2 separate regions of the Homo sapiens genome follow, and region 1 is linked to region 2. Evidence: chromatin contacts called from ENCODE Hi-C or POLR2A ChIA-PET data. All regions are on one chromosome and are shown on one strand. Each heading gives the region's core, a stretch centred on a gene start or an enhancer-like site at or near the end of the contact. The rest is flanking DNA. Distances are from core to core; before and after follow the strand shown. Region 1 holds the start of UBOX5-AS1 (UBOX5 antisense RNA 1). Region 2 holds the start of OXT (oxytocin/neurophysin I prepropeptide).

What was found. Hi-C counts contacts between places; a loop is a spot of excess contacts on that map. ChIA-PET counts read pairs that join two places held with the same protein, here RNA polymerase II (POLR2A). Pooled maps may share reads with other maps.
Region 1: a map of K562 shows a loop between it and region 2 (4-fold over the local background). The contact joins the promoter of UBOX5-AS1 here to the promoter of OXT in region 2. A Hi-C loop is called at or near these places in 103 of 168 maps with a recorded cell type or tissue (A673, B cell, CD14-positive monocyte and 59 more), 37 of 37 single-sample maps with no recorded cell type and 48 of 50 pooled maps. POLR2A ChIA-PET finds 5 or more read pairs at or near these places in 22 of 52 experiments (AG04449, AG04450, B cell and 18 more).

What each region holds. Positions count from the first base shown.
Region 1 is chr20:3,102,826-3,108,466 of GRCh38, forward strand. It overlaps UBOX5-AS1 (UBOX5 antisense RNA 1), which reads left to right and starts at 4,086. Exons shown (of 7, transcript NR_038395.1): 1 at 4,086-4,746. UBOX5 (U-box domain containing 5) reads right to left here. Exons shown (of 5, transcript NM_014948.4): 5 at 4,748-5,641.
Region 2 is chr20:3,070,056-3,075,860 of GRCh38, forward strand. OXT (oxytocin/neurophysin I prepropeptide) reads left to right here and starts at 1,565. Exons shown (of 3, transcript NM_000915.4): 1 at 1,565-1,720; 2 at 2,022-2,223; 3 at 2,308-2,462. The coding sequence starts at 1,601. The coding sequence ends at 2,363. LOC101929098 (a long non-coding RNA gene) reads right to left here and starts at 2,244. Exons shown (of 2, transcript XR_430278.4): 1 at 2,142-2,244. RefSeq lists a silencer at 2,231-2,340 and an enhancer at 2,816-3,351.

The sequences.
Region 1 (5,641 bases), core at 2,836-5,335, 35 kb after region 2:
GTTTAGAGGACATTGTAGGCCTCAGCCCAGCTTTGCTCCCAACTCCCGCCTCTGCTTACTGACCTTCCTGGGCCTGTTCCACTGTCTGCCCTTCACACCTTCCCACTCCACCAGGACCACGCAGGCCTCCTTTGGTTACCGACTCTCACAAGGTTTTCCAACACCCAGTTTAGTTTCTCTTTCAAATTGGATCTTCTTTGGCCACGTGTATCCCACACTGGGGGCTCTGGAGAGAGGCAGTGCACTTCGGTAGGATCCTAATACCCAGAGCCCTGGGTCGTAGATAGGGCCGTTCTTGAGCCCGTCTGTGCGTCCTCCTCCCCACACCCTTCTCTCCCAGGAACTGCACACGACGAGTACTTTTCCATTCACATTTCAACCAGGAGATTCATCTATTTACATGAGACTAACTCCGCTGAGCCTTTATGGGGGAAGCATCTTTTATTTTTGTGCCTAGAGGTGTAATACTGAATTTCAAAGGCTGTGCTGGAGCCTGGTCATGAGGTTGTTATTCCATAATTAGACTCTGTTGTGCCTCTGGTTCTGGATTGCACAGTGGATTTGAAATCAAGTGAAGACATTTCTGTAGGTCGTGTAGGCAATCAGAGGGGCTCTTTGTGGTCTGAGCCTCTGTTTCATCCTAACTCCAAGTGGGGATTAAATAAGATAATACATAGGCATTTAGTGCAATGCCTAGGACATTGTTTATTCAATATATAAACTTTTATTAAAGCTTTTGAATGCAAAGGTTTTTAACATGCATGGATGGCCTTCAAGGTCTCCATAATCTCCTTGATAAAATCATGCATGTGTAAAGCACTTGCTTCTGGGCCCATAGGCTGGACACAGCTGGCCCCTCCACAGAGGGTGACATGGCTCCTCAGCCCTGCAAAGATTGGCTCTGGGTGCCCAGGCTGCCTGCTGGTGGGGCTGGAATTCTTTTCATATTTTTTCAGGGGATCTTTGGACTAGAATCCTAGATGTAGGATGGCTGGGTAGAAGGGTACATGCATACGTGACTCAGCCAGATATTGCCACATTCCCCGCCAAAGATTGTACCCTTTGTATTCTGAGCATTAGTATATGACAGCTCCTGTTTACCTGAAGTCTCACCTACAGATTGTGACCAAACATGGAGATTTTTGCCAATCTGCTAAGCAAGAAGTAGTTTTTCATGGTCCTCTTTATTTCATCATATTATGAGTGAGGCTGAACATTGTTTACATGTTTAAAAGCCATTTGTATTTCTTTGTGAATCTGTTATTTTTAGAAGCTATATGTTATGGGTATTAACCATTTAATACAGGTTGCAAATATATTTTCCAAGCTTGTAATTTTCGTTTTTACTTGCTAATGAATTTTGCCATGTAAGAGGGTTTTTGGTTTGTTTTGAGACAGGGTCTCCCTCTGTCGCACAGGTAGAGACAGGGTTTCATCATGTTGCCAGGCTGGTCTCAAACTCCTGACCTCAGGTGATCCGCCCACCTTGGCCTCCCAAAGTGCTGGGATTACAGTGGCTCGATCTCGGCTCACTGCAACCTCTGCTTCCCAAGCTCAAGTGATTCTCTTGCCTTGGCCTTCTGAGTAGCTGGGACTACAGGCATGCACCACCATGCCTGGCTAATTTTTGTATTTTTTTTAGAGACAGGGTCTCCCTGTGTTGCCCAGGCTGGTCTCAAACTCCTGGGCTCAAATGATTCTCCCTCCTTGGCCTCCCAAAGAGTTGGAAGTACAGGCGTGAGCCACCACGCCCGGCTGTTTTTTTTGTTTGTTCTATTTTGTTTCTTAAGGTAGTCAAATCTATCAGTCTTTTTCCTTACTGAATCTGAATTTTTTTGTTTGTTTGTTTTAGATGGAGTTTTGCTCTGTCGCCCAGGCTGGAGTACAGTGGTGCCATCTCGGCTCCCTGCAACCTCTGCCTCCTGGGTTCAAGTGATTCTCCCACGTCAGCCTCCTGAGTAGCTGGGATTACAGGCACCCGCCACGACGCCGGCTAATTTTTGTATTTTTAGTAGAGACGGGGTTTCACCATGTTGGCCAAGGTGGTCTCTAACTCCTGACCTCAGGTGATCCGCCCACCTTGGCCACCCAAAGTGCTGGGATTACAGGCGTGAGCCACCGCATCTGGCCTGGATTTTGAATTAGGACAGTTTTCCTCACTCCCAGGTTGCGAAGGAGTTCTCTCGTTTTCCATTTATCTCTAGTTCTTCCATGGTTTCATTCGCCCAGTGACTGCAGCGCCACCTGTGGAAAGGTCAGTTTTCCACCATTCCTGCCTTGCAGTACACAAAATTTCCATGTGTAGTTGGGCCTGCCTATGGGTTTTTCATTCTGTTCTGTTCATCTGCCTGTGTATTCGTGGGTTAGTTCTCCCCACCCACAAACCAAACTGTTCTTTTTCAGAGTTTTCCTGGCTACCTTGACTTATTCTTACAAATGAGCTTTATTTTTATTTTTTTTTGAGATGGAGTTTTGCTCTTGTTGCCCAGGCTGGAGTGCAGTGGTGCGATCCTGGCTAGTGAGATCACTTGAACCTCTGCCTCCCGGGTTCAAGCGATTCTCCTGCCTCAGCCTCCTGAGTAGCTGGGATTACAGACGTGCGCCACCACACCCGGCTAATTTTTTGTCTTTTTAGTAGAGACAGGGTTTCACCATGTTGGCCAGGTCTCAAACTCTCGACCTCAGGTGATCCACCTACCTCGGCCTCCCAAAGTGCTGGGATTACAGGCATAAACCACCGTGCCCGGCCTACAAATGAGCTTTACAAGAAGAGTATCTAACGACAAAGGCAAATGTCCATGAGATAGTGTTAGAAATAGCAGGCAACAGACCCACACACTATATACCTAGAAATATTTTTTTCTTTACAGAAAAACATTGAAAGGGAAAACATCAAGATGTTTGTGTGGTGCTCACTTGATAGCCGGGTTAAGGGTAGCGTTATCCTATTATTGGTGAAAACCCGGAGGGAATAAACTTGACCCTCCCAAGTCTTCCTCCTTTGTCCTCACCTTAGTCCTGTGCCACTCTGGAGATCTTGTCACCCCTCTTGGCACAGACAGAGCCATTTCAGGCACCTCTCTGCAAGGGAGGGAGTGCATTACAGCCAGGTGGAGCCTGGGTGCACCGCTTCTGCCCAGCGGGGGAGGAAGGCAGGTGGGGTTCAAGCCTGTCTGATTTTGTACACCATTGTTTTGCTCTCCTGCCCCCATGGGGGGGGGGGCTTTCCTCCTCTCCCAGGTGACAGTTCATAAGAGGGAAGGGCGACAAGCTCTTATTTTGGCCCAGCACTGTCCAGGAGAACTTTCGGTGATGGTGGAAATGGTCTCTATCTGTGCTGTCCAATATAGGACCCACCTGTGCTGATCATAACTCCCAAAACAGGATCCCCATCACCATAATCCTAAATGTTGAAATCCTGAAAGATCAAAATCCCTGAAGTCTGAAATCCTAAAAATCACAATCTCAAAAGTCCAAATTTAAGAAGACTTAATTGTACCTAATTTCAAATCTGTCACTTATGGTTTGGGGATTCAATTAGACATCAGGGATTTTAGACTTCAGGGATTTTGATCTTTAGGGATTTCAACATTCGGTGTTATGGCCTTTGGGACTGTGTCTTTTGGGATTATGGCCGAAACCCAGTAGCCACTAACCCCATGTGACTATCAAGCACTTTAAATGTAGGTGGTGTGAGTAATGAACCGAGTTTAAAAATTCATTTACTTTTAATTAAATAGCCACTGTGGCTAGTGGCTACTCTACTGGACAGTGCGGTTTTCACTAATTCACAACCCAGCCCTGCCCCTTCCAATCCAGAACTGGAAGGAAAGAGCCTGCACTGGCAAACACGCTGAGCAGCCAGGTGAGGTGACAGCAGGCCTAGCCGGGGGGGGCCAGCTCTGAAGCCAGGACCTGCTCAACGAAGGCCCACAGGAGTCCTGGGGGAGAAATCAGCCTGAAGCAGCTTCCCACCCCAGTGGCCATCACAATGGCAGCCAGCCCAGCCTCACAATGTCACAATACCACAGGCAGGAGGCCGGGCAGGCAAAGTGGTTTCCTCCAGGGCAGGACTCTTTGTCTGCAGACCTACTTACAGCCACCGAGCGTCAGAAGGCCCATCTCCTGGGGAATGGAAAAGTGCCCAGCCGCTGGGAGGCCTCAAGCTGGAGAGCTACGGGGGAAGCAGGGCAGGTGTGGGGCTGGGAGAAGCTACTAAGCCCCACACCCCAGGTGCTCTGGGGCCTCGCAGCCCAGCTGCAGGGAGATGGAACACTGTGAGCAGCTGTTCTTCTTCCTGGCCATTTGGTTCATCTACTTCTTTTCTGATGCCAACCTCTCTTCCACCTACTCAGGGGCTGGAAGGGCGACTGGAGAGCCAAGCCCCTGCGAGTGAGGACAGAGAATGGCCAAAGGCAGAGCCACAGGGTAGACCTTTGCACCTTGGGAGGAGAGATTTGGAGAATGGTGCTGCCTGGGCCCCTTTGCCCCCACCAAACCGCAGGGGTACCATGGCCCTGACCTGCGTTCAGAGGGCCGAGTCAATGTCACAGGAAGGGGAAGAGACATGTGCCCACAGACCCTGTGGTCATGGAGGGGGTGGAAGATCTCTGGAGGGCAGCAGGGCCACAGCAAGGCTCTGAGGTCCTGAGTCTTCTCCGTCCGTGGACTTAAACTCTGCGTGTTTACAGCTGTTCTGTGCCTGGGTCCAGGCTCTAGTGAGAAATAAACTGCCTTCAGAGCCAGGTGACAGCAAAAGAAATTTTATTCCCATTTTCTAGGGGACAGAAACAGAGCCCAGTGGTGCCTAGCATGTTTCTGGCAAGGGTAGTGAAAAGACCACTTCCTTTTGGGGGAAGTCTTTCAATTAAGAAAAACACACGCAACTCCTGGGGGTGGCTCCACCTGTACCCAGGACAGGGCCTGCCACTCCAGGGGCTCCCAGGCTGGATTTTCCACCAGAGCAGTCTTGGGGGCAGGAGCCTGTTAGAAATGCAGATCCCCAGGGACCTGCAGCGGTCTGGGCAGTACCTCCAACACAGCTGCTTAAGGGGAGGCAGTCCGGCCCTCATCTGGGAGCGCCGTGCTGACGCTGACTGCACGCTAGGGCTCTCGGGGTTGGGTGGACAGGGTTTCTCCGAGAGATGGGCTCCCAGCAGCCAGAGCACACTGTGGGTGTCAAGCTGCTGGTGGGAAGCAGGCTGTTCCCTGAGACCATGACAGGGTGAAGGTGGGAATCACCAGCCCCCACACTCACCAAGAAATGCTTTTGCTACATGCTGGGGCTTTTTTCTTTTTTTGAGAGGGAGTCTCACTCCGTCGCCCAGGCTGGAGTACAGTGGTGAGATCTCGGCTCACTGCAACCTCTGCCTCCCCGGTTCAAGCGATTCTCATGCCTCAGCCTCCTGAGTAGCTGGCATTACAGGCACACACCACCATGCCCAGCTAATTTTTGTATTTTTAGTAGAGATGGGGTTTTGCCATGTTGGCCAGGCTGGTCTCGAACTCTTGACCTCAAGTGATCCACCCACCTTGGCCTCCCAAAGTGCTGGGATAATAGGCATGAGCCACCATGCCCGGCCATGCTGGGGCTTTTCTAAGAACACAAGCACACCGGAGGGTAAGACAAGATTCTGGAGAG
Region 2 (5,805 bases), core at 315-2,814:
TTTTATATTTTTAGTAGAGATGGGGTTTCACCATGTTGGCCAGGTTGGTCAACCACCACGCCCAGCCAAAAAAAATTTTAATGTCGAAAATGAGAGAAATAGAATTACAAAAGAAACCAATTACAGGGCCAGGCACAGCAGCTCAAGCCTGTAATCCTAGCACTTTGGGAGGCTGAGGCGGGTGGATCACCTGAGGTCAGGAGTTCGAGACCAGCCTGGTCAACATGGTGAAACCCCCGTCTTTACTGAAAATACACAAATTAGCCAGGCGTGGTGGTGCATGTCTGTAATCCAAGCTACTTGGGAGGCTGAGACAGGAGAATCGCTTGAAACCAGGAGGTGGAGGTTGCAGTGAGCCAAGATGGCGCCCGCCATTGCACTCCAGCCTGGGCGACAGAGCGAGACTCCGTCTCAAGAAAAAAATATATATATTTATATTCAGATATCAAAATGTTAAAACACTTTTTTTTTTTTTGAGACAGGGTCTCGCTCTCGCTCTGTCACTCTGGCTGGAGTGCAGTGGTACGATCACAGCTCACTGCAGTCTTGAATTCCCAGGCTTAAGCGGTACTCCTGCCTCAGCCTCCCAAGCAGCTGAGACTACAGGAGCACACCAACACGCCCAGCTAATTTTTGTATTTTTTGTAGAGTTGGGGGTTCTCGCTATGTTGCCTAGGCTGGTCTTGAACTTCTGGTCTCAAGTGATCTGCCCACCTCAGACTCCCAAAGTATTGGGATTGCAGGCGTGAGCCACAGCGCCCAGCCAAAACACATTTTGATGGTGTCATAAACGTGCTTCTTTAACCATTAGATAGCAAGATCTGGTCGTGGCCCAATAACTGTGATAATTTTGAAGATATAATGAATCTAAACAGTATATAGAGGCATTTGTGACAGCTGTGATAGGAAGTTATCTTCTATTTTGATTTGTGACAAAGCCACAGGTATTGCTAATTCTGCTGTGGTTTGTTGCCTAATTTATAGTGAAAGGAAAGGTGGAATATCAGTTACAGATTAGAGACAGATGTGATCTCTTCCTATCCAAGTTTCAGGTGCAGGGAAGTGGGTGTTGCTGTGTGGTGAGGGTGAAGAGGTTTTCTGGAAATTTGGGTTTAGGAAGAGGAAATGTTCCTAAAAGAGGGGACAATGATCCACATGCGTGGTGGGCCAAGAGGGTGGGCGGATCCTGCCAGAGCCTCCTCCCACCTGGAGGGGTCCCAGCGTCCACCTTCCCTGCCCCAGCCCCCCTCCTCGAGGTACTGGGAGGCTGGATAAAGTCTTCGGCTGGGCCACACCCCACCCCAAATTCTCCCTGTCCCACCCTAGTGGCCCAGGCCACCCCGGCCTGCTCCCTTCCGCAAGGCACCTCACCTTCTGTGCCCAGACCATTAGCCAACGCGGTGACCTTGACCCCGGCCCAGGCCCTGCTAATGAAGAGGAAAGCCCGTACGCACTCGGCCTGACCCACGGCGACCCTCTGTGACCAATCATACTACCAACCTCTTAAACAGAGCTCCACCGACGCAATGCCCAGGCATAAAAAGGCCAGGCCGGAGAGACCGCCACCAGTCACGGACCCTGGACCCAGCGCACCCGCACCATGGCCGGCCCCAGCCTCGCTTGCTGTCTGCTCGGCCTCCTGGCGCTGACCTCCGCCTGCTACATCCAGAACTGCCCCCTGGGAGGCAAGAGGGCCGCGCCGGACCTCGACGTGCGCAAGGTGAGTCCCCAGCCCTGGTCCCGCGGCGCTCCGGGGAGGGAGGGACCCGCAGCCACAGGGGCGCGCCCCGCTCCGGCCTCGCCTGAGAACTCCAGGAGCTGAGCGGATTTTGACGCCCCGCCCTTGACCGCGGTCGAGGCCCCCACGGCGCCCCAGCGCGTCTCAGCCCCGCTGTCCCGCCCGAACTCCGAACCCCGGACCCCAGCATCCTTGCCCGGCGCACCCCGGCCGGCCTCGCAGGGTCCTCCGAGCGAGTCCCCAGCGCCGCCCCGGCTCCCGCTCACCCCGCCCGTCCCCGCAGTGCCTCCCCTGCGGCCCCGGGGGCAAAGGCCGCTGCTTCGGGCCCAATATCTGCTGCGCGGAAGAGCTGGGCTGCTTCGTGGGCACCGCCGAAGCGCTGCGCTGCCAGGAGGAGAACTACCTGCCGTCGCCCTGCCAGTCCGGCCAGAAGGCGTGCGGGAGCGGGGGCCGCTGCGCGGTCTTGGGCCTCTGCTGCAGCCCGGGTGAGCGGGGCAAGGCGCTCCGGGGCCAGGGGGAGGCGGGCGGGGGTGCGGCCGGGATTCCCCTGACTCCACCTCTTCCTCCAGACGGCTGCCACGCCGACCCTGCCTGCGACGCGGAAGCCACCTTCTCCCAGCGCTGAAACTTGATGGCTCCGAACACCCTCGAAGCGCGCCACTCGCTTCCCCCATAGCCACCCCAGAAATGGTGAAAATAAAATAAAGCAGGTTTTTCTCCTCTACCTTGACTCGTGTCTAAGTGCCAGAAATGGGACGGGGAGGGGGCATTGTGGGACTGGAAGATCGCGCGCGTTGGACCTGTGGCTTGTTGCGCTCAGAGCTGGCCCAGGAAGACGTGTCCCGGCTACCCGAGGGGACAGAGCGGGTGCTGTTCTGGCTGCCACCACCCTGGAGGGGCTGGAAGAGGGAGGGGCACAAAGGCTCTGAGGACGTGGAAACAGCCCCAGCTTCCCGCTCCCAGCCTGGGCTGAGGCCTACAGCAGGCTGCACCTCAGGGGATCTTTCAAAATTCAAAAAGACGAGGATGAGGGAGCAAATACAGACAAGGGTCTGAGCGGGATGACCACAGGAAGCGGGCAGTGCACACTGAATGGCTTCCTGACCCCTGAAAGGAGGTTTGAGCCACACTTAGAAGTTGAGGGAGCGGAGCGGGCCTGGGGGGAGGGGGCCCTGGGGAGCAGCTGAAGGGCCAACATGTTTCCAAGGAGCTGGCCCCCAGGAGGCCACTGGCACGCTCAGAAGAGGAGCCCAAGCTGCCGGGACTGGGCTTGAATGCCAGCATGACCGTCCCTGGTGTCCCCAGGGCTGGGTCTGACCCAGCAGCTCTACTCCTGCCTGTGCAATAAAACATGTCAGGGCTGGGGACCCCACAAGCGGACAGGGGATCTTGAGAGCCCAGGGCCACAGAAATGACATGAACAAAGAGAAGCTCTTAACCTCTATCTCCTATCGGTGAAGCAAAAGTATCTGAGACAGGTCTCAAACAACTTAATCTTTTTTTTTTTTGAGATCGAGTTTCGCTCTTGTTGCCCAGGCTGGAGTACAATGATGCAATCTCACCTCACTGCAACCTCTGCCTCCCGGGTTCAAGCGATTCACCTGCCTCAGCCTCCTGAGTGGCTGGGACTACAGGCACCCAACACCACATCTTGCTAATTTTTGTATTTTCAGTAGAGATGGGGTTTCACCACGTAGACCAGGCTGGTCTCAAACTCCTGATGTCAGGTGATCCACCCACCTCGGCCTCCCAAAGTGCTGGGATGATAGGTGTGAGCCACCGTGCCCAGTCAACGTTTCAATCAATTTAGAAAGCTGATTAAGGGCCAGGCACAGTGGCTCATGCCTGTAATCCTAGCACTTTGGGAGGCCTAGGCAGTTTGATGACCTGAGGTCAGGAGATCGAGACCAGCCTGGCCAACATGGCGAAACCCCGACTCTACTGAAAATACAAAAATTAGCCGGGGGTGGTGGCAGGTGCCTATAATCCCAGCTACTTGGGAGGCTGAGGCAGAAAAATCATTTGAACCTAGCGGTGGCAGAGGTTGCAGTGAACCGAGATCATGCCACTTCACTCCGTCCTGGGCAAAAGAGCGAAACTCCATCGCAAAAAGAAAGAATGAAAGAAAGCTGATTAAGGACACTCCTCAGGAGGTCCCCTGAGGACATGTGTCCAAGCCTGGTTTTTTGTTTGAGATGGAGTCTCGCTCTCTGGCTCTGTCGCCCAGGCTGGAGTGCAATAGCATAATCTTGGCTCACTGCAACCTCTGCCTCCCGGGTTCAAGCAATTCTCCTGCCTTAGCCTCCTGAGTAGCTAGGATTACAGGTGCACATCACCACGCTCAGCTAATTTTTGTATTTTTAGTAGAGACGGGGTTTCACCATGTTGGTCAAGCTGGTCTCGAACTCCTGACTTCATGATCTGCCCGCTTAGGCCTCCCAAAGTGCTGGGATTATAGGCATGAGCCACCGCGCCCGGCCTGGTTTTATACATTTTAGGGAGACATGAGACATTGATTAATACATGTGAGATGAACATTGGTTTGCTCTGGAAAGGCAGGACAACTCGAAGGGGGGTTGTGGGGGTCCCAGGTCTTAGGTGGATAAGAGACAAAAGGTTGCCTTCTTTTGAATCTTTGTTCAGCCTTTCACTGAAAACACAATTTACATGTGAGAGTGGGGTAGAGGAATAGTCGACTTATGCCTCAGTCTGGCTCAGTGAATCTGCATTTTTACATAAACAATACGGCAGAAGGAGAAATCAGGTATGCATTTGTCTCAGGTGAGCAGAGGGATGACTTTGAGTTCTAGCCTTTGTCCCGCACCTGTGAAGATAAGCTATCAATTTACATTGCCAGGGTGAATTGAGGCTCACAGGCAATTTCCCTGTGGGTAAATTGTGAAGGAAGTATGTAGCTCTTTGTAGTTTCTTAATGAAGGAATAAAATAGGAGGCAGCTTTGCCTGACTCAGTTCCCAGTTTGACTTTTCCCTTTGACTTAGTGACTTTGGGGTCTTGCGATTTGAAATTTATTAATTTTCCTTTCCCACATCTATCCCTGCATCTAGACCCTGAGAATCAGATAAAAGCCTAGTCCCCAGAACACGCCCCCATCCCCCTGCCCATGTCACTGGGCAGTGCACTTCAGAAAGCCCACGCCCACTCTCTCACTCCGAAGAAAACAGGAACAGGCCATTCCTGTGGCTTCCTCACACTCAGGAGCAACAGGGCGGGGCAGGGAGAATGAACCCACAGGTGCAAGACTGAAAAAATATACTGAAGAGCACCGTAAGATTTCCTTCACAGGTGGTACAAAACAGGCCAAAAACCTATATGGGCCTCGAGGTTTGGGTGGGCAGTGGCTGGAAAAGGTGTCAGGGGCTTCCTGGGTGCTGCCCAGATTCTCTTTCTTGGCCTGGGAGCTGGTGAAACAGGTGTGCTCAGTTTATGAAAATGCATTAAACTGTATACATGGGATTGGTTCACTTTTGTTTGTAATTAAACAGTTGGCCCTTTCTGTCCGTGAGATGTACACCAGTGGAATCAACCAATCTGGGATTGTAAATTTATGAAAAAAAAAAGTCTCTGTACTGAGCATGTCCAGATATTTTTGTCTTCTCATTATTCCCTCAACAATGCAGTATAACAACAATTGACATGACATTTACATTGTATTAGTTTTGTGTTTGTTTGTTTTTGAGACGGAGTCTCGTTCTGTCGTCTGTGCTGGAGTGCAATGGCGCAATCTCAGCTCACTGCAATCTCTGCCTCCTAGGTTCAAGCAATTCTCCTGCCTAAGCCTCCCAAGTAGCTGGGATTACAGGTGCCCCCCACCACGACCAGCTAATTTTTTTGTATTTTTAGTAAAGATGGGTTTTCACCATGTTGGTCAGGCTGGTCTTGAACCCGACTAGAGTGGATGATCTGGCACCTCGACCTCCCAAAGTGCTGGGATTACAGACATGAGCCACTGCACCCAGCCACAGTGAGGCTTTTGAAAGCCCCAGTGGCCTACGGCACAGTGGAATGGTTTTTGCTGGAGCTGTGAGGGGACACCCCTCTTTTGAC